Regions from separate parts of the Homo sapiens genome. Here region 1 is linked to region 2. Evidence: chromatin loops called from intact Hi-C (ENCODE). Cell type or tissue: heart right ventricle. All regions are shown on one strand. Each heading gives the region's core, and the rest is flanking DNA. Links, peaks and the distances in the headings are about the cores only. Region 1 holds the start of MIR6076 (microRNA 6076). Region 2 has its middle 20 kb from the start of ARF6.

What was found. Peaks named below come from ENCODE experiments on the same cell type or tissue, not always from the same donor. Only the 100,000 strongest peaks of a DNase experiment are listed, where the experiment ranks them.
Region 1: a loop joins it to region 2, with 1.8 times the contacts of the local background. A loop is called at or near these places in 10 of 110 quality-filtered maps.

What each region holds. Positions count from the first base shown.
Region 1 is chr14:49,959,658-49,970,621 of GRCh38, reverse strand. It overlaps MIR6076 (microRNA 6076), which reads right to left and starts at 4,223; the gene lies at 4,111-4,223. LOC100506446 (a long non-coding RNA gene) reads left to right here and starts at 7,590. Exons shown (of 6, transcript XR_007064156.1): 1 at 7,590-8,919; 2 at 10,003-10,083. RefSeq lists silencers at 1-11, 5,357-5,426 and enhancers at 8,655-8,744, 8,795-8,934. In heart right ventricle, for the core only: no CTCF peak of the experiment used is centred there; no DNase peak of the experiment used is centred there.
Region 2 is chr14:49,907,110-49,918,073 of GRCh38, reverse strand. No RefSeq gene overlaps it. Among named protein-coding and RNA genes, the nearest start is that of ARF6, 20 kb to the right of the region's middle. RefSeq lists an enhancer at 17-517. In heart right ventricle, for the core only: no CTCF peak of the experiment used is centred there; a DNase peak (open chromatin) is centred at 6,236; H3K27ac peaks cover 1,041 bases.

The DNA of each region.
Region 1 (10,964 bases), core at 2,092-10,091, 52 kb before region 2:
AAGTAGAACAAATCCACCTCACATTGCGAGCAACTGGAGAGTCAGCACAACAAACGATTGTGTGCCGAGTACTGCTAGTGAACAGGCACAACAAGGTGCTGATCGTTTCAGACAAAGGGAGAGAAAGGAGTGAACTCCCAAATGTGAGCCCTACACCAACCACCCAGCCAGCCAACAAAATTGTTTCCCTCAAGTGGGCAGCCTTGCCTGAGGAAGCCATGTCTATAATCTAAAGCCGACCTACAGGATTTGTAATAAAGCTCAAACTGGACCTCCCTCTGTCCTGGGGACGGACTCAGAACATAGAATCCATCTGGGGGCCATTTGCTCAGATTGGGAGTAGCTGGAGGCTTGGGAGGGAAGAAAGCCACTGTAGTTTTCATGACCCGTGAACCTAGATCCAGTGTGCAAGCCAGGCTACCCTGAAGGTCCCAGAATGAAGCCTTTCTTCCTCGTTAGACACGTAAGTCCAAGGGAACTGCACTTTAAATTCCATAAATACATAGTAAGTGAATAAATAAGTCACTGACCATTTATATGCATAGATAGCATTTTGGGTGGCAACCGCTGACTTAGAACATTTGCCCTATTTAGAATCTAACTCAGGCTTAACTTAGAGGAGACTATTCTGAGGTAAAAAAATTTTTTTGTTGATAGTTTTTTAGTTCTTTGATGTTAGAACTTATTTTGAGATGTTAAAAATAAATATTTGAGGCCGGGTGTGGTGGCTCACATCTGTAATCCCAGCACTTTGGGAGGCCGAGGCGGGTGGATTACCTGAGGTCAGGAGTTCCAGACCAGCCTGGCCAACATGGGGAAACCCTGTCTCTACTAAAAATATGAAAATTAGCCAGGCGCGGTCGTGCACACCTGTAATCCCAGATATCTGGGAGGCTAAGGCAGGAGAATCGCTTGAACCCGGGAGGTGGAGGTTGCAGTGAGCCGTGATCGCGCCACTGCACTCTAGCCTGGGTGACAGAGCCAGAGTCCATCTCAAAAATAAAAATAAAATAAAATAAATATTTTTAAAACTTAGGCAGCAAATGGTATCATTTTACTCATCCCCTAATTTAGATAATAAATTAGCCTCTATTTCTCACCCTCACAAATAAATTCCATACTGACTAAAAAGCCTAAAGTAAAAAATCAAAATGAGTATTAGAAGGAAATGGAAATGTGGCCCCATGCAGTGGCTCACACCTGTAATCCCAGCACTTTGGGAGGCTGAGGCGGGAGGATCGCTTGCGCACAGGAGTTCGAGACCATCTGGGCATCATAGCAAGACCCTGTCCCTACAAAAAATTAAAAAATTAGCCAGGTATGGCGGTGCATGCCTGTAGTCCCACCTACTAAAGAGGCTGAGAGGGGAGGATCGCTTGGGCTTAGGAGGTTGAGGCTACAGTTAGCCATGATCATATCCTGTACTCCAGCCTGGAAACAGAGTGAGATCCTGTCTAAAAAAAAAAAAAAAAAAAAAGGAGACAAGACATAAGAGAGTATTTTACAATCTTGAGATAGAGAAGGACTTTCTAAGCAAGATATAAAACCAGAAACCATAAAGAAAAAGAATTACAGATTTGACTGCATAAAAACTTTAAACTTTGTAAAATAAAAGGGCCTATATACAGACTAAGAGAGAATATTTACAACAGAACTAACATCCAGAGTAAATAGGACAGATACAAGTCAATAATAAAACACAAACCACCCGATAATAAGTGTGCAAAGAATATTCATAAGAAATTCACAAATGCAATTGGTGGAGTTGAACAGAACAATGCTGATGACCCCAGAATCTTGTTCCTAGATATATACCCAACAGAGATGATGCACAGCTATACTAAAGAGCATGCACGATAATGCTCTTAGCAACATTATTCATTAATAACTGAAAGTTGGCAACAGATGTAACCCAGATGTCCATCAATCAATAAATTGTGATATATTCACATAATGCAATACAATAAGCAATGTAAATGAGCATACTACAGCTACACACGAGTACGTGAAAGACTCATAAACGTAATGCGAATGAAGGAAGCTAGACGCAGAAGAGTGCATGTTTGTATGAGTCTGTTCATATGACAGTAGGAAACAGGAACGACTAATCTACAGCACTTAGATGTTGGGGTAGGAATTACTTTGGAGGAGGTCGATCTTTTTCAGGGGAGAGTCTTCTTTTGGGGAGAAGGTCTTATAATATTTTATTTATTGACTTGGGACATGATTACAAGGAAGAGTTCACTTTGTCTTAATGCATTGATCAGTACACCTTTAATGTATACACCTTTCCTTTTTCTTTTCTTTTTTTTTTTTTTTTTTTGAGATGGAGTCTCGCTCTGTCGCCGAGACTGGAGTGCAGTGGCGAGATCTCAGCTCACTGCAACCTCCGCCTCCCGGGTTCCAGCGTTTCTCCTGCCTCTGCTTCCCGAGCAGTCGGGATTACAGGCACCTGCCACCATGCCCAGCTAATTTTTGTATTTTCAGTAGAGACAGGGTTTCGCCCTGTTGGCCAGACTGTTCTCAAACTCCTGACCTCAGGCAATCCACCCGCCTTGGCCTCCCAAAGTGCTGGGACTACAGGCGTGAGCCACTGCACCCGGCCTATACACCTTTTCTGTATTTTTATTTTTAAAAGTTCCCAAAATTGAAATGGTCAGTAGGCCACTGCAACCAGCCTATACACCTTTTCTCTATTTTTATTTTTAAAAGTTCCAAAAATTGAAATGGTCAGTAGGCCACTGCAACCAGCCTATACACCTTTTCTGTATTTTTATTTCTAAAAGTTCCAAAAATTGAAATGGTCAATAGGCATATGATAAAATGAACAATCTAACTGGTAAATCCAGGAAATGCAATTTAAAATGACACTGTTTTTTCTGCACATGACGCTGGCAGTTTTAACAAAATGATTATGTCCAACGCTGATGAGTATAATGGTGGCTATAAAAATCAGAACAGAATTTTGGGGGAGAAACTCAATATTATTTACAAAAATTTTAAATGTGCATGCCCTTTGATCCAGAAATTCCACTTCTAGAAATAATATCCTTCAGAAACACTCATACATACACACACCCATTTGTGTATAAGAACATTTGTTGCAGCATTGTTTGTAATGGTGAAAAATGGAAAACCACCTATGTGATCCTTTGCTAAAATAGTGGGTAAAGAAACTATGATACATCTAGAAGGAATGCAACAGTTAAAATGGGGGATGCCTATATGCACTAACACAGAAAGAGCTACAGGGAATGTTGTTAAGTAAAAGAAAAAAGTAAGTCAGAGAACAGAACATGTCATGTGATCGTTTATGCATAAATGACCTGAATGGGCCGGGTGTGGTGGCTTACACCTGTAATCCCAGCACTTTGGGAGGCCGAGGTGAGCAGATAACGAGATCAAGTCCATCCTGGCCAACATGGTGAAACCGCGTCTCTACTAAAAACACAAAAATTAGCTCAGCGTGGTGGCGCGCACCTGTAGTCCCAGCTACTCGGGAAGCTGAAAGCTGAAGCAGGAGAATTGCTTGAATCCAGAAGGCAGAGGTTGCAGTGAGCTGAGATTGTGCCACTGCACTCCAGCCTGGGTGACAGAGGAAGACTCCGTTTAAAAAAAAAAAAAAAAAAAGACCTGAATGTCCTTAAAACATTAAAACCACACACACAAAAAATTAAAACAACGGAAAATATCTGATGTGGTTCATTTATCTAAATACTTCACAAATCCTAAGACAAATAAATTTAACTTCTCTCTTGAGAAGTTATATGCACTGTATAAGAATTCTCTGGAACTGTCTCTCTACACCAAACCTGAAAGGACTGCACCACAATGGGAAGGAACTATTTCTTGTTCCACAGCCTCCTAGAAGAGTCTCAGTGTCTCCTCAGAAATGCCAGCTCCCACACGGGCCTGAGCAATAGCTCATGGAGTCTCTCCAGACCTTTGTGCTTCTGAGGCACTTTTCAATAATTAACTAATCTGCCTAAAGGGTGGGGCGGGCTATGGCTCCCACAGACTCAGCACTCCCTTCAGCCAGCTGCCCTCTGGAATGCAAAGGCATCCATCCCCTAGGAATGGCTGTTGGTCAATCCCTGCCCCACCACAGCCCCCAAACTCAGGAGGGTGAAAGGGCCAGGGCAGGAAAGCAACTTCCCCTCTCAGATGTTCTCCTGGAGAAATTATATTACTCTCGCCTACCTCCACCTCTCCTCTGTCATGCTCCTCCAGCATCTGAAAAAGAACGTTCCAACAGGCAGCAGGACAAATTACATGTCAATGCTGTCAGTTTCAATGCTGCCCTTTGTTGCTCCAGGTCCTATGAACCACAGAAAAATGTATAGGTCCTTTCCATTTTTTTTTTCTTTCTGGCACAAATAAAATAAACAGCAGAAGCAGTTTCTATTTCAGTATTTTCAAAGGGATGGTGTCTGGAGGAATGGTTCCCAATCTTTGGAATTTAACAAACCATTAAAATTTTGAAAACCTTTTGAGAGACTAACATAGGACTGCTCACTTCTATTTTGCCAAGCACAGACACTTAAAAAACAACCTGAATTATTGTCACCATCATTTTATGGTGGGAGATGATTGGACACTTTAACCCCAAAACAATGTAATCATGACAATCTCAGATTTTAAAACAGGACTTCAAATTTAATACACTCAGATGCATGAGAAATACACATGTATTTCACGTAGACTGGTGAACACTTCCTTACAGACGCACCAGCCCCTTGGAAAGAACTGGCAGAGACTAAATCATAAGTTTCCAAACCTGACTATGCCTGAGAAAGATAGGAAGGCATTAAAAATAATAATAATAATAATACAGATTCCAGATTCCCACCCCATCCATATTTACTGTATCACCTTCTGAGGATTTCTTGAGACGGAGTTTTGCTCTGTCACTCGGGCTGGAGCGCAATGGCACTATCTCGGCTCACTGCAACCTCTGCCACCCAGGTTCAGGTGATTCTTCTGCCTCAGCCTCCAGAGTAGCTGGGATTACAGGCACCCACCATCATGCCAGGCTAATTTTTGTATCTCTGTAGAGAAGGGGTTTCACCATGTTGGCCAGGCTGGTCTTGAACTCCTGACCTCAGGTGATCCACCTGCCTCGGCCTCCCAAAGTGCCGGGATTACAGGCGTGAGCCACCTCGCCCGGCCGCCTCTGAGGCTTTCTAAGGGTGGGGCCCTGGAATGTGTATTTAAAACTTTTTTTTACTATGGTGAAATATACATAATATAAAATTTACCACTTTAACCATTTTAAGTGTACAATTCAGTGGCAATAAGGACATTTACAATGCTGTATGTAACTTTTCATCATCCCAAACAGAAACTCTGTACCTGTTGAGCAATCACTCCGCATTTCCCCTTCCCCCAGCTCCTGCCAAACCTCTATTCTACTTTCTGTCTCTGTGAATTTGCCTATTCTAGGTCACTCAAAGAAGTAGAATCACACAATATTTTTCCTTTTGTGTCTGGGTTATTTCACTTAGCATAATGTCTTTGGTGCTCATCCGTGTCATAGCAGGTATCAGAATCCCACTCCTTTTTGTGGCTGAATCCTTCTCCATTGCATGCATTTGCCACATTTTGTTTATCTGTTCATCTGCTGGTGGACGGTTCTGTTGTTTCTACCTTTTGGCTATTATGAACGGTGCTGCTATGAAGGTTGTTGTACACGCATCTGTTTGAGTTCCTATTTTCTATTACTTTGAGTATATACCTAGGAGTGGAATATGCTGGATCATATGGAAATTCTGTATTACCACCAAGGAACAATCAGGCTGTTTTCCACAGTGGCCGCACCATTTTACACTCCCTCCAGCAATATGCGAGTGTCCCAAGTTAGCCACATCCTCACCGACATTTGTTGTTTTCTGTTTTTGTTTTTATTACCAGCCATCCTCATAGATGTGAAGTGGTATCTCATTGTGATTTTGATTTGTATTTCCCTAATGATTAATGATTTTAAACATCTTTTCCTGTGCCTATTGGCCATCTGTGTATCTTCTTTGGAGAACTGTCTATTGAATTACTTTGCCTATTTTAACATTAGGTTGTTTGGTTTGTTGTTGTTGAGTTGTAGGGGCTTTTAACATATTCTGGATAGTAGTCCCTTATCAGATGTGTGATTTGCAGGTATTTTCTCCCATTCTGTAGGCCATCTTTTCATTCCCTTCACAGTGACCTTTGATACACTGAAGTTTTTTATTTTGATGAAGCCAAATTTGTCTATTTTTTTCTTTGGCTACCTGTGCTTTTAGTGTCACATCCAAGAAATCTTGCCAAATCAAAGATTATGAAGATTTAGTTTAGGTCCTTGATCTATCTTGAGTTAATTTTTGCACATGGTATAAGGTAAGGGTCCAGCTTCATTCTTTTGTAAGTGGATATCCAGTTTTCCCAGCACTATTGAAGACAAGGGTTTGTTTCCCGGCTCTCTATTTTATTCCATTGATCTATACGTCTGTTCTTATGTTACTACCACACTACGTGGTCTACTGTAGCTTTGTAGCAAATTTTGTGTGAGAAATCTCACCACGCTACCCGCTCCAGAAGTGCCTGCAGGAAGGAATGAAAGGACACAGGGGCGAGCGAGTCTCTGAGTATGAGAAGATCGTTGACAGCCCTGGAGCAGCAAGGGTGCTCTGGTGTGCGGCTTCCACCCTTCCCCTGATCGCAGCTGCCTCTGTTGGGCTAGCTCCTCCAACCATAGTGCTTGGTCTGTAACCACCAGAGTTCTGGGCAAGTCCTTAGTCTGAAAAAGGATGAAGAGAGGAGGTGTTGTGTGCAAAATGTGATTCACAAGAGTGGCCAGGAGTCAAAGGCCTCTGTCCCTCTTTTTTTTTTTTTTTTTTTTTTTTTTTGAGATGGAGTCTCGCTCTGTCGCCAGGCTGGAGTGCAGTGGCGCAATCTCAGCTCACTGCAACCTCTGCCTCCCAGGTTCAAGTGATTCTTCTGCCTCAGCCTCCCAAGTAGCTGGGACTACAGGCGCCCACCACCACACCCAGCTAATTCTTGTCTTTTTCGTAGAGACGGGGTTTCACCATATTGGCCAGGATGGTATCAGTCGATCTCTTGACCTCATGATCTGCCTGCCTCGGCCTCCCAACTTTTTTTTTAAATTAAGGAAATATCTCTGAGTCATAAAAGACCCCTCCTTGAGCTTTCATAGGCCAAGCAGACCCTGCTGCAGCAGGAAAAAGGAGGTTTCTTGACACAAATTGATTAATTCAAAGTTATTCTAAAACATTTTCTTGGCCTATTCATACACAAAGGCACAAAGATCTTGGACAATGGAAAAGCATCACAAAACTTATATTTAGAGAAACTACTTTCCACAGTTTCCTTTGCCCTTTAAACTCAGTCTCTAGCTGGGCATGGTGGCTCATCCCTGTAATCCCAACACTTTGGGAGACCAAGGCAGAAGGATTCCTCGAAGCCAGGAGTTTGAAAGCAGCCTGAGCAACACAGCAAGACCCCATTTCTATTAAAAAAAAAAAATTAAAAATAACTAAATAAATAAACTCATCCTCTCTTCTCCCTACCCCCAGTCTTCCTCAGGCACCAGTCTACGTTTCTAGTAAAAACTTGCTTGGCCACTTGTGTAGAAAGAGGAATTAATTTAATATTTGAATACTCAGCTGACTGGTTCTCCATGGGAGCAAGTAGCCAAGTAAATATCCAAGAGAGAACGAGGGAAGGGACAAAATGGCACCAAGCCTGAATTGTGAAGTCCTCTATCATCCTGCAACACCCTGGATATGCAAACCGAATATCCTCTCTCTTGGTGAGTCACGGCCTCCCACGCCCAGCAGGGTGTAGAAACATTTGACTGAAACCTGTATAAAATAGTAAGAACAAGTCAAGCAGGTAAAACATTTCCTGGCTGTCAGTTTAATAAAAGGTTCAACCCTGCTTTAAGATGGAAGGAAGACGGGAGGCGGGGTTTCAGAAATACAGGTTTTACATAATCCCACAGAAACCAGGGATCTGCAATAAGGCTTGAAGATTTTTAGTCTCACAGGTATTTCCGTCTGTAAACACAAATGCACATGGAAGCTCTGAACACATAGTTTGTGTTTGTTTTATATTAAGAGGATGGGCATTTCTTTAGAGCTCCAGGCGTTGAGTAGATGACCATTTGGAGGAGATGATGAGTTTCCTCTTCAAAATGCAAGATGTCGATCAACATTCATGCTGTTCCTATTTCTATTTTTTTCCTCCCTTCTACCCCTTACTCCTGAAATGGATAAGAAGAGGCAATAATAGCATCCCAGCAAATCAGAACTGGCTCAGATGCCAAAGGCCTAAAAGAGACGATCGCATTAGCAAGAAGGCCTGTGACTAAAAATCCAAAACCTAAAACTACTATACGTAAACCTAGGGCTCAAATAGCCTACACTACTGTGACATCAGAAGCATTATTTCTCAAGATTGAGAAGGGCTAGTGAAAACGCTTCTGGGCCTGCAAAGCTGTGAACTGATGTGCAAGGCTGCAGTAGCCCAAGCTGATCCTGATGAACACTGGAGCTGTCTCTGCCTCTTTATGTAAATAGAAAATGTTCCTAATAAACGTGTACTAGGTCGTTGTCGGTAAACACATGTTAGGCACCCGCTTGGCCTGCACCGATCTGACCAGATCTATTTCCATTTCCCCGAACCATCGCTTGGATGATGAAGCACATCGCAGAGTACTGCTTCATCACCATTCAGGAATTGTACCCTTTTAAATTTCTATATGGGTATGCGCTGCTTTTGACACAGCTTTTGTTGTAAGCAGGCACTAAAATAGAAGCTTATAATTAGCTATCTGGGGAGGCAAGTGTGTGGTAGAACAGAGCTCAGCAAGAGAAAAGTCAAGGCAGGTCCTGGGGAAACACTGCATGGAAGATGAGTAATACAGAGGTATGTTGAAGTGTGGCCACCCCACTAAAGTAGGGGGGAGGGAGTTCTGTCACTGTACACCTTTCTAGTTAAAATTTCCATACGTATTATCATGTAGTTCTGAAAGTGTACTTGCAATTTATCTAACACCACTTAATCCTGGAAACCTGTACTGGGCTGGAGTGTAAGATATATGATTCCAGACAGATCACAGTTCCCAGAGGGCAGCACTATGTCTGGTCATGTCTATATCTCCAGACCCAGGGCCAGCACCTGGCCCCACAATGGGCCCTCAGTTTGACTTTCGAATCACATCCTTCCAGATCACCCCGATTTTTACAGTCTTAACCTTTTGATATCTAAATCTGAGACTAGGTGTCAACTTTAACTCTCATGTCTCTACATTTCAAGCTCCCTGCTGTTATACTTAGTCTTGATACAGAAGGATAGAAAGGATGATTTTTGACTTCTGCTTTACCCCCATCTGAGTCTGGCTTACCTCAAATGGAGTTCTGGCTGCTGAACACCTCCCCGCCTTCTCTGAAAATACAGTAAGGGAACATACAGCACCAGGACCTGGGGACTGGGCCTGGACCCTGTCTACCACTCTCAACTTCTTTTCTCACTTTGTACCAATTCTTGCTACTCTTCTTCATATATTTGGACACTGAGTCTCTCACCAGTTCACTCTAATCTCAGATAGCGTACTAATCTATTTTCTGTGCTCAGATTATTAAAATAGAAATTAAAATGGACTTGAGTCTTGGTTAAACTTCAGATTTTCTGCCACCTCATTTTTAAGAGTCTGGCCTATAGTCCATGGTGAAACCCCATCTCTACAAAAATTAGACAGGCATGGTGGTGTGCACCTGTAATCCCAGCTATTCAAGAGGCTGAGGCAGGACAATCACTTGAACCGCGGAGGTGGAGGTTGCAGTGAGCTGAGATCGCACCACTGCACTCCAACCTGGGCAACAAAGCGAGACTCTGTCTCAAAAAAAAAAAAAAGAAGAAGAAATAAAACTCAAAAGAAACTAAACCTGCTCAGAGGATTTCAACATACAGCCAAGCAACCCAAAGTGATTTCTGTATTTCTCAATCCAGCCCAAGAGTGGATTGGCAGGAAGGGTGCAGGACCTAACCCAATGACAATGCTCGCAGGAGGAGCCCTCCAGAAGGCAACAGGTACGGATGTTTCCTGGTGCTATGCATTTCTTTTATTTTGTCTTCAAAACTCCCACCCAGGGAATGTGTCTTCATTTTGCGCTGGAGGCTGTCTCTCCAGTAAAAAAAAAAAAAAAAAAAAAAAAAGGGGGGGCTCCCACCCTGAGGAGGGCTCTCAAAGGGTTTTACTCAATGCATCCCGGAGAAATGGCTGCATTCGTCATGAATCCTCCCCTCCTAAACAGCCACATTTCTAGTAGTTCAGTGACAGGAGAGAAAATACTCATCCCCTCCTGTCATTCCCGGAAGCAGTGCTGGAGAAAATATAACCAACCAGGCGTGAAGTTACTACACAGAGACCGCACAGCCACAGGTGAAGAGGTTTTTGCAGCAGGGTGTGGGAGGAGTGGAGCCGAGCTCCAGGTGCAAGGAGGCATAAATCACAGAACCGTTGTGCTTCAAAAACTCCCATGTTGTTACCAAAGACCTGATAATTATGTCTGTGAACATCCTCTGCCTTCTTTTTACTACACTGATCTGTCCACTTACAGAACTAAAACTTCTAGGTTTTCTTCCCAAAGGCTCTGTATCTCTGAAAAATGTGAAGTTTCACTAAAAAGAAAACACTGGGCGGCTGGGTGCAGTGGCTCATGCCTGTAATCCCAGCACTTTAGGAGGCCGAGGCAGGTGGATCAGTTGAGGTCAGGAGTTCAAGACCAGCCTGGCCAACAAGGTGAAACCCCATCTCTACTCAAAATACAAAAATTAGCCGGGTGTGGTGGCACATGCCTGTAGTCCCAGCTACTTGGTAGGCTGAGGCAGGAGAATCACTTGAACCCACAAGGCGGAGGTTGCAGTGAGCTGAGATCGTGCCACTGTAATTTTTATAAAATTAAAATGAA
Region 2 (10,964 bases), core at 1,809-9,808:
CCTAGCTCATCTTATAATTCATATTGTCAAATGTTTCTCCAAACCCGTTCTTCACATCTTACTCCCCTGTTCAAAACCCTTTAGAGGTGCCCTATTAATTACTACAGCCAAGCTAAGCCCCACCCTCACCTTCCATTGCTTCTTAACATTATTCTCCACCTAATAGGGCTGGGCTCATCAATGTCCTGTGAACCAACCCACAATGTTCATTCCATTCTAAGCTCATGCTGACCCATTACCTGGAATTTCCTACTCTTGGCTTATCTAAATCTGGTCTAAAAGAACTTTTAAAACAGTGTCTCTCAGTTTTCTTTTTTTTTTTTGAGATGGAGTCTCGCTCTGTGCCAGGCTGGAGTGCAATGGCATGATCTCTGCCTCCCAGGTTCAAGCGATTCCCCTGCCTCAGGCTCCTAAGTAGCTGGGACTACAGGCATGCTACAATACACCCAGCTAATTTTTGTATCCTTAGTAGAGACGAGGTTTCACCATGTTGGCCAGGATGGTCTCGTGACCTCGTGATTGGCCCCCATCTCGGCCTCCCAAAGTGCTGGGATTACAGGCGTGAGCCACCACGCCCAGCCAGCTTTTTGACCATGATTCTCTTTGATAAAGCTAACTCAAAACCCATTATCAATCCCTTTCATCCTGTCCTCTTCCACTAGAGAGTATAGAAGGTAAGTGCTTCTTTTCTGAGACTCCTTTGTAGTTAGGAAAGGCCATGTGATGAATTCCAGCCAATGGTTCTGCCTCCTCTTCCTTCCTGCCTTGAAAACAGGCACAAGTACTTAGAGCTGCAGCAGATATCTTGGAATCGTAAATCCACAAGCCAGCACACTAAGGACTACAGAGTGGTAAAACACAAATTTTGGAGTTCTTGACCAAATCCCTGAGCCACACCAGGCCAGGACTGCCTATTTCTTGGATTTACTATGTCAGGAAATAAGTCCCTAATTGTTTAGGCTACAGTTGCCTATCTATTTTTTTTTCTTTGGTTTTGCTGCAGAAAACATTCCAAATTTATATATATATATATATATATATATATATATATATATATATTTTTTTTTTTTTTCCAAGCAGTAGCACGCCCTATAGCAAACAAATTCATGACAGTCTTTATGACACAAAGATTAATATTCACTTGACAGTGGCTGTGCGTGTGGCTCTTACCATAATCCTAGCACTTCAGGAGGCTGAAGCGGGAGGATCCCTTGAGCCCAGGAGTTCGAGACCAACCTGGGCAACATAGGGAGACCCTGTCTCTATTTTAAAAAAAAAAAAAAAAAAAAAAAAAGAGCCAGGCCTGGTGGCTTACGCCTGTAATCCCAGCACTTTGGGAGGCCGAGGCAGACAGATCGCCTGAGGTAGGAGTTTGAGACCAGCCTGGCCAACATGGTGAAACCCCTTCTCTACTAAAAATACACACACAAAAAATTAGCCGGGCATGGTGGTGTGGGCCTGTAATCTCACCTAATGGGAGGCTAAGGCAGGAGAATTACTTGAACCTGAGAGACAGAGGTTGCAGTGAGCCGAGATCACACCACTGCACTCCAGCCTAGGTGACAGAACAAGACTCCATCTCAGAAAAAAAAACTCACTTGATAGTTCAAACATGTATCTAATGACAAACTGTTTTTCGAAGCAAGCTAGAATGTATAGGCACACAAACATTCCACCAATTATGGCTTTTTGCAGCAGCTATTCTCTCTGAGGTTCACAGAGTCTAGGGTAACAGTTTATTGAAAAATAAAAAGTGTAGGCCAAGCGTGGTGGCTTATGCTTGTAATCCCAGCACTTTGGGAGGCCAAGGTGGGAGGATTGTTTGAGCCCGGGATTTCAAGTTTACAGTGAGCTATGATCAGGCCACTGCACTCTAGTGTGGGCGACAGAGCAAGACCCTGTCTCAAAAACAAACAATAACAAAGTACTTCTCTTAGTTAAAGGGAGAATTCCAATTCTTCAGTAGTGATATGGTTAAGTTATTCTCCTTTACAGAAACTAGAATAGGGAGTGCCAAGTTCTAAATTTTTTAACCAGAAAAGTTTATTTCTTGCCCATAGTTAGTCCAAAATGAGTTCCTGATCAGCCCTCCTACAAAGATCCATCTAGAAAACCTCTTCCTTATATCTTAGGGCTCCTCCATCCTCAAATAAGCTGTGATATTCTGTATAAAGTCAGAAAAAAGGAAAGTAGCATGGAAGAGAGCTTGAGGGGACTTTATGTATGAAACCAGGAATCAATATATATCACTTTCATTCACATTCCACTGGCTAGAACTCAGCTGTGAGGCTGCATCTAACTGCGAGGCAGGGTGGGAAATGTAGTCTATTAGTACACAAAAGAAGGAAAGGAAAAGAATTCTGTGAATTGCTAGACAATCTGTGCCACACTTGTATAAAAAAAGAAAAGAAAAAAAATTTGAAGTTAAAATGGAATAAGGAAGGCAAGTCCCTTACCTTAATAAGGAAGATAAAGCAATTTTAAAGTCACTCTCCTACAGCATTTTCATACTCAAATCCCTGTTCTTCCACTGGTTTAAAAAAAAATGGCCTCCATCCTCCAACGTATGGAGAGACTGGACTTTACTGACATATATTAACCTTTTGCTTTCCCATCTAAAAAAAGCTGAGCAAACCATCAGAGTGGCATACAGAAGTATCCTCAGTCCCAGTTTGGACAGATAACCATCCCATGCTATGGGAGGCAGCTTCTAAGGTAGCCCTCCATAATCTCCACCTCCTGGTATCTACTTCTCTGTTTAATCCCCTACCCTGAAGTGTGGGTGGACTTAATTGCCAGGTCATGTGGTAACTCTATGTTTATCATTCTGAAGAACTGCCAAACTGTTTTTCTAAAGTGGCTGCAGCATTTTACAATCCAGATGAACTACTTTTTATCTATGGAACCAAATGCAAATTATTTAACCTGAGTTTTCCATCATTTGTAAAGTATTAGTTATCATTTTTAGTTTCAAAAATAATTCCTGCAGATCATGTGGGCAGAAGAAAAGGAAAAAATAAAGACTACCATTTATTGAGCACTACTTGTACCACCACTGTTCTAAGTACTTATGAAGACTTTTCTCATTTAACCCATGTGGTAGAATTATCAAATAAAATACAGGACAGTTCATTAAATTTAAATTTCAGGTTTAATAACTAATAATCTTTTAGTATAATTATATCCTGTGCAATCTTTGCCCAAAGTTTTTTTGTTTGTTTTTTGTTTGTTATTTGTTTGTTTTTTTTTTCGAAATGGAGCCTTACTCTGTCGCCTAGGCTGGAGGGCAGTGGCAGGATCTCGGCTCACTGCAACCTCCACCTACCTCCTGGGTTCAAGCAACTCTCGTGCCTCAGCCTCCTGAGTAGCTGGGACTATTTTAGCAGAGATGAGGTTTCACCATGTTGGCAAGGCTGATCTCGAACTCCTGGCCTCAAGTGTTCCGTCTGCCTCGGCCTCCTGAAGGGATTACAGACATGAGCCACTGAACCGGCCTAATTAAAAATAAATCTTTCTAGCCGGGCGTGGTGGCTCACACCTGTAATCCCAGCACTTTGGGAGGCCGAGGCGGGTGGATCACCTGAGGTCAGGACTTCGAGACCAGCCTGACCAACATGGTGAAACCCCTTCTCTACTAAAAATACAAAATCAGCTGGACATGGTGGCTCATGCCTGTAATCCCAGATACTCAGGAGACTGAGGCAGGAGAATCACTTGAACCTGGGAGGTGGAGGTTGCAGTGAGCCGAGATCGCCCCATTGCACTCCAGCCTAGGCAACAAGAGCAAAACTCCCTCTCAAAAAAAAAAAAAAAAAAAAAGTATTTGGGAGGCTGACGCGGGCGGATCACCAGGCGGGCGGATCATGAAGTCTAGAGATCGAGACCATCCTGGCCAAAATGGTGAAACCCTGTCTCTACTAAAAATACAAAAAAAAAATTAGCTGGGCATGGTGGTGCAGGCCTGTAGTCCCAGCTGCTAGGGAGGTTGAGGCAGGAGAATCGCTTAAACCCGGGAAGCGGAGGTTGCAGTGAGCCGAGATGGTGCCACTACACTTCAGCCTGGTGGCAGAGTGAGACTCTATCTCAGAAAAAAAAAAAAAAAAAAGTTTTTCACAACTTCCCAGATGTAAAAAATTAAAATAAATTTTAAAAATAAATAAATAGGCTGGGCACAGTGGTTCAGCTCACACCTGTAATCCCAGCACTTTAGGAGGCCGAGGCAGGTGGATCACGAAGTCAGGAGATCGAGACCATCCTGGCTAACATGGTGAAACCCCGTCTCTACAGTCTCTATTAAAAAATACAAAAAATTAGCCGGGCGTGGTGGCGTGGGCCTGTAATCCCAGCTACTAAGGAGGCTGAGGCAGGAGAATCACTTGAACCCAGAAGGTGGAGGTTGCAGTGAGCCGAGATTGCGCCGTTGCACTCCAGCCTGGGCAACGAGAGTGAAACTCAGTCTCAAAAATAAATAAATAAAATTAAGTCTTATTTATTTATTTGAGACAGAGTGTTGCTGTGTCGCCCAGGCTCTCAGCTCACTGCAACCTCCGCCTCCCTGGCTCAAGCAATTAGCCTGCCTCAGCCTTCCGAGTAGCTGGGATTACAGGCGCACACCACCGCACTGGGCTAATTTTTGCATTTTTAGCTAGAGACGGGGATTTGCCATGTTGGCCAGGCTGGTCTTGAATTCCTGACCTCAGGTTATCTGCCCGCCTCGGCCTCCCAAAGTGCTGGGATTACAGGAGTGAGGCACTGCGCCCAGCCTATTTTTTATTTTTATTTATTATTTATTATTATTATTTTTTTTTTGAGACAGTCTTGCTCTGTCGCCCAGACTGGAGTGCAGTGGTGCGATCTCGGCTCACTGCAACATCCGCCTCCCAGGTTCAAGCGATTCTCGTGCCTCAGGCTCCCAAGTAGCTGGGATTACAGCTCCGCCACCATGCCCGGCTAATTTTTATATTTTTAGTAGAGACGGGGTTTCCCCATGTTGGCCAGGCTGGTCTCAAACTCCTGACCTCAAGTGATCTGCCTGCCTCAGCCTCCCAAAATGCTGGCATTGCAGGTGTGAGTCACTGCACCTGGCCTATTTTTTTTTTGAGATATGGTCTCACCCTGTTGCCCAGGCCGGAGTGCAGTGGCACTTTCTTGGCTTGACCTCGGCTTGGGAGATCCTCCTGTCTCAGCCTCCCGAGTAGCTGGGAGTACAGGTGTGCACCACCATACCCGGCAAATTTGTATTTTTTTGTAGAAATGCGGTTTCACTATGTTGCCCAAGCTGGTCTTGAATTCTTGGGCTCAAGCAATCTGCTTGCCTCGGCCTCACAAAGAAAAATAAGTCTTTTTTTGTCTTGTTTTTTTTTTTTTTTTTTTTTTTTTTTTTTTTTTTTTTTTTTTTTTTTTTTTGGAGACAGAATCTCGCTCCGTAGCGCTATCTCGGCTCACTGCGAGCTCCGCCTCCCAGGTTCACGCCATTCTCCTGCCTCAGCCTCCCGAGTAGCTGGGACTACAGGCGCCCGCCACCACGCCCAGCTAATTTTTTGTATTTTTAGTAGAGACGGGGTTTCACCCTCTTAGGCAAGATGATCTCCATCTCCCGACCTCGTGATCCGCCCGCCTTGGCCTCCCAAAGTGCTGGGATTACAGGCGCGAGCCACCACGCCCGGCCGAAAAGTAAGTCTTTAATGATCAAGAACATCAAGCTTCATTGAAATACTGAACACATTAGTCTAATTATATTTCTATATTATGAATACCAGTTGTTTAAATATATCATTGGTAATTCTTTTTTCCAAGAAAGTTTCTCAAATATATTAGTCACTGGAATTCACTTCAACAAGATTTGCATGGAATTTTAAAAAGTAGGTTTAGGCTTTCTGCAGTAATCAAAGCACACTTAAACAATCATTAAACAGAAGGAAGTCATACTTTTTTTCTCCTACATCTCAAAGCTGTGCAGAACAGCCACATCCCCAGGAGTAAGTGGCCCACACTTGTTTGTTCTCTGGAATTGTTTCAATTATGTTTGTAGCTGAATATACATTCATTCTTAGAAAATTAATATGGTTCAGAAGAGGAAATGCTTGTATATTTCCATGATTATTTCTGAGATAATAGAGAAAATATTTGTATGTAAAGCTGGTTCCAGTGTCAGAGTAGTCATTTTGGTTACTGTGTTTGTTGGCCCAACTACTCTCTCTTAAAAGCTCAAAATTATGCTGGCAGGGAGCCATGCCATAGAAACTCCACCCTGAGGAGTGACTCAGATAGTTAGACAAAAGCATTTAAACTTCAAGATTTTTTCAGGCTTCCCTCTTGACACTCCTTCCTCTTAGTCAAAGAATTGATGACTACACATTTTGTGTAGTTAAAGGAAAAAAACTAACACCATTCTTGAATCAATAATGCCTGTTCTCAATTGTTACCTATTAAAAGGTAAAATACAACAAATAGTTGGTTTCTTATCACCTTGAGAATATCTTTTTCACTGAATATATGTATGTGTGTGTATGTGTATGTGTGTGTGTGTGTGTGTGTGTGTGTGTATATATATATATATATATATATATTTTTTTTTTTTTTTTTTTTTTTGAGATGGAGTCTCACTCTGTCACCCAGGCTGGAGTGTAGCAGCGCAATCTTGGCTCACTGCAACATCGGCCTCCTGGGTTCAGGTGATTCTCCTGCCTCAGCCTCCCGAGTAGCTGGGACTACAGGCGCCCACCACTGTGCCCAGCTAATTTTTGTATTTTTAGTAGAGATGGGGTATCATCATGTTGGCCAGGCTGGGCTCGAACTCCTGACCTCAAGTGATCCGCCCGCCTCAGCCTCCCAAAGTGCTGGGATTATAGGGATGAGCCACCGCTCCTGGCCTGCTTTTATTTTTTTATCCAAGATTCAGAGGGTACGGGCACAGGTTTGTTACATGGGTATATTGCATGATGCTGAGGTTTAGGCCTCTAATGATCCCATCATCCAAGTAGTGAACACAAGTAGTTCTTCAAACCTGGCCCCCCTTCCTCTCTTCTGCCTTTTTGAATCCCCAATGCCTACTGTTCCCATCTTTGTGTCTGTGTGTACCCAGTGTTTAGCTCCCACTTATAAGTAAGAATGTGCGGCATTAGGTTTTCTGTTTCTGTGTTAATTCGCTTAGGATAATGGCCTCCAACTGCATCCTTGTTGCTGCAAAGGACATAATTTCATTCTTTTTTATGGCTGCATGATTTAATTTTTTAAATTATTAAACTAGAGGGAAGAAGGAAAATAGAACTAATTTCTCTTGAGTGCTTACCATGCCAGATAGGGACTTTCTCATAAGTTACCACTTTTTGTGATAAAGCCTTGCTGGGTGAACATTACCATCCCGATTTTTAGCAGGAAAACTGAGACAAAGAGATAGATTTTCCAGTGTCACTTAGCTATTGAGGTCAGGGTTGGAATTCAAACATAGGTCTATCTATTTGAGACTATTGACTCAAAATTCAATGTTCTTTACCCAAATCAATCCTGTCAGAAAGGAAACTAAAAATGCTTGCAAAAAAAAAAAAAAAAAAAAAGGTAGGAAGGGCTGGACACAATGTCTCATGCCTGTAATCCCAGCGCTTTGGAAGGCTGAGGCAGGTGGATCACCTGAGGTCAGGAGTTCAAGACCAGCCTGGCAAACATGGCAAAACCCCATCTCTACTAAAAATACAAAAATCAGCTAAGTGTGGTGGCACACACCTGTAATCCAAGGTACTCAGGAGGCTAAGGCAGGAGAATCCCTTGAACCCAGGAGGCGGAGGTTGCAGAGAGCCACAAAGATCCCGCGACTGCCCTCCAGCCTGGATGATAGAGTGAAACTCCATCTCAAAAAAAAAAGATAAGTATCATATATGGCTTATATGAGGAAAGGAGGTTCTCTTCCATCTTCAATCCTTTTTCCATTCAATGAATGGCCTTCATAGCATCATACATAGGATGTTTCCAGATCCTAATTTCTTGGGTATTTCTAACACTGTAATCCAGAATCCAGAAATCACAATTTCCTAAATCACTATTTTGATGCTCAGCAAAGCAGCATGGACCCTGAGGTGTATCAGTGGGTAACACTTTAGGTTTTATTAGATTGGGACATGCAGCAAGAAAAAGAACCTAGAAATTACCATAGGTTTGAAAGGAGAAAAATTAACATGTCTAGGATGTCTAAGCATATGGAAACAATAGCCCTGCCAACCATATTGATTGATTGATTGATTGATTGATTGATTGTTTAAAAAGAGATGTGGTCTAGCTGGGTGTGGTGGCTCACACCTGTAATCCCAGCGCTTTGGGAGGCCGAGGTGGGTGGTTCACTTGAGCCTCAGGAGTTCGAGACGAGCCTGGCCAACATGGCAAAACCTCATCTCTATTGAAAAAAAGAAAAAAAAAACAGACATGGTCTCACTATATTGCCCAGGTGGGTCTCAAACTCTTGGCCTCAAGCAATCCTTCCATCTTGGCTTCCCAAAGTACTGGGATTACAGGTGTGAACCACCACTCTTGACCAGAAGGCAATTTAGAAATGTTGTCATGCTAGTCTAAAATCCATACTGTATTCAACAAGATACCCAAGAAATAATAAAAGAAAAAGATATATTAGTATTTATTTAAAACATTTCCCCTAAGATACCACTACCATATTATTATACTAAGCAAAAAAAATAAAAAATAAAAATGTAATGTTTTAGTCTTTAATTCAAGTTTGTCTTGATGACAAAAACAGGATTTAAGATACTTCAGTAAGTTTCTAAATATTAGGTTCTTGTGTAAAATGCATTTACTGTCATAAATCAAGTATTACTCATGAGTTGGAGAGAATTAAAAATGCAATCCAATCTTATAAAAAGAGTCCAAGTCATAAAGACAAGCAATCAATCATAAAAGGTCAAGAATTTTTTATATAATATGCCAGCGTTTACCTTGAGAGACCTATCTATGTTTACCTACAGACTTGATCATTAGTTACATTTGAGATTTTTTTTTTTTTTTGAGACGGAGTCTCACTCTGTTGCCCAGGCTGGAGCACAGTGGCGCGATCTCGGCTCACTGAAAGCTCCGCCTCCAGGGTTCACACCATTCTCCTGCCTCAGCCTCCTGAGTAGCTGGGACTACAGGCGCCCGCCACCACGCCCGGCTAATTTTTTTTTGTATTTTCAGTAGAGACAGGGTTTCACCGTGTTAGCCAGGATGGTCTCGATCTCCTAACCTCATGATCCACCCGCCTTGGCCTCCCAAAGTGCTGGGATTACAGGTGTGAGCCACCACGCCTGACACCATTTGAGATTTTTAAAGTTTCAAAAATAAGCCAAAATACAATGCATTTATTTCAATTATGGGCTCAGGGTTCCTAAGAAATAATTCATGACTAGGAAAAAAACTCCAGCATATCAAATAGAAATATGATGTGTCAATAGCTACCAGCATTCTAGGTTTATCCTAAATCCAATAATGAGTCATCAGTTATTAACCTCAAAAAACTTGTTTTAAAAGCAGATTAAGAATCACTATTGGTTACCTAGAGCTAAATATATACACAGAGATACTGATACATTACCCATATTTTCAAATCACTGCATGTCTTTTGGTTTGAAGAATATACCCGCTACTTTTTTCTACTGAATATTTGTTGAAATAATACATGAATCCAGCCGGGTGTGGTGGCTCACGCCTGTAATCCCAGCACGTTGGGAGGCCCAGGCGGGTGGATCACGAGGTCAAGAGATAGAGACCATCCTGGCCAACATGGTGAAACCCTGTCTCTACTAAAAATACAAAAATTAGCTGGGTGTGGCGGCACACGCCTGTAGTCCCAGCTACTCGGAAGGCTGAGGCAGGAGAATTACTTGAACCCAGAAGGTGGAGGTTGCAGTGAGCTGAGATCACACCACTGCATTCCAGTCTGGAGACAGAGCGAGACTCCGTCTCACAAAAAATAAAAATAAAAAATAAATGAATCCAAGTAATATTACAAGGTTTCTCAAAACAAAAAAGAAACTTATTTTAAATTCACTGATATCAAGCAAGATTTTTCAAATAATTCAACATTAAGTTCTCCAAGTCAAAGCCCCAGAAAAAGGAAAGTTATGGTTTATAGTCACTGACTCATTTCCTTAGATGATTCAACCTCGTGGCCTTAACACTGACTCGTCTTCCTCTCTCCCTTCCTATTTTAATTCAGAATGGGGGAAAAATAAAGCTTTAATACTTTAGAGCTAGCTTTTCACATCATAATCTTTTTAATAAACCAAATCTTTCTACAAGCTTTTATACACTTTTAAAATTGAAGTCCTATCATATAATTCAGTGAACAGTGGATCAAACTCAGAACATGCTACAAGACTTTTCTAAAAGTTATCGAAAAAATTCAGGAATTTTTTTCCACTTCTTAAAAGTTAATAGTCAAATGCTCACTGGCACAAAGATGACTTCATTAAAATGTATGTTTTCTGCTACCATGCACAAACCTCTGAAAATAAGCCTGTCCTTCATCTTGTTTTTTCACGTATTCTTTAAATATTTATACACCATAAAAGTTGAGTTCTTTATGAATAAGTTCGTGAGTTTACCTAATGCAAAGTCCAAGACACAAAAAGAAATGAAGAGAATTGAACACAAACACACCAAAGGCACGTATTCACACGCCCATGACTGTTGGCCAAATGCACAGCAGAAACAGGATACATCTAGCTCTCTCCAAGTAAGGGCAAGACAAACTGTGAAGGGTTCAGTAATCACCTGGTACTAATGTTGCTGTTGAAAAAGAGCAACTTGCAAACAATGCCTTCATCAAGAACACATAGATAGGTATAGCTCTAACTATAATAATATGATGTACCCCTACCTAACAACACGGGATGGGAGACAGCAAGAGTTTGCTCTCTGCTTTCTTGCCCCTTGTGCCTCATCCCCTACCTCAAAACCTTTCTCTTCAACCAGGCCCTCAG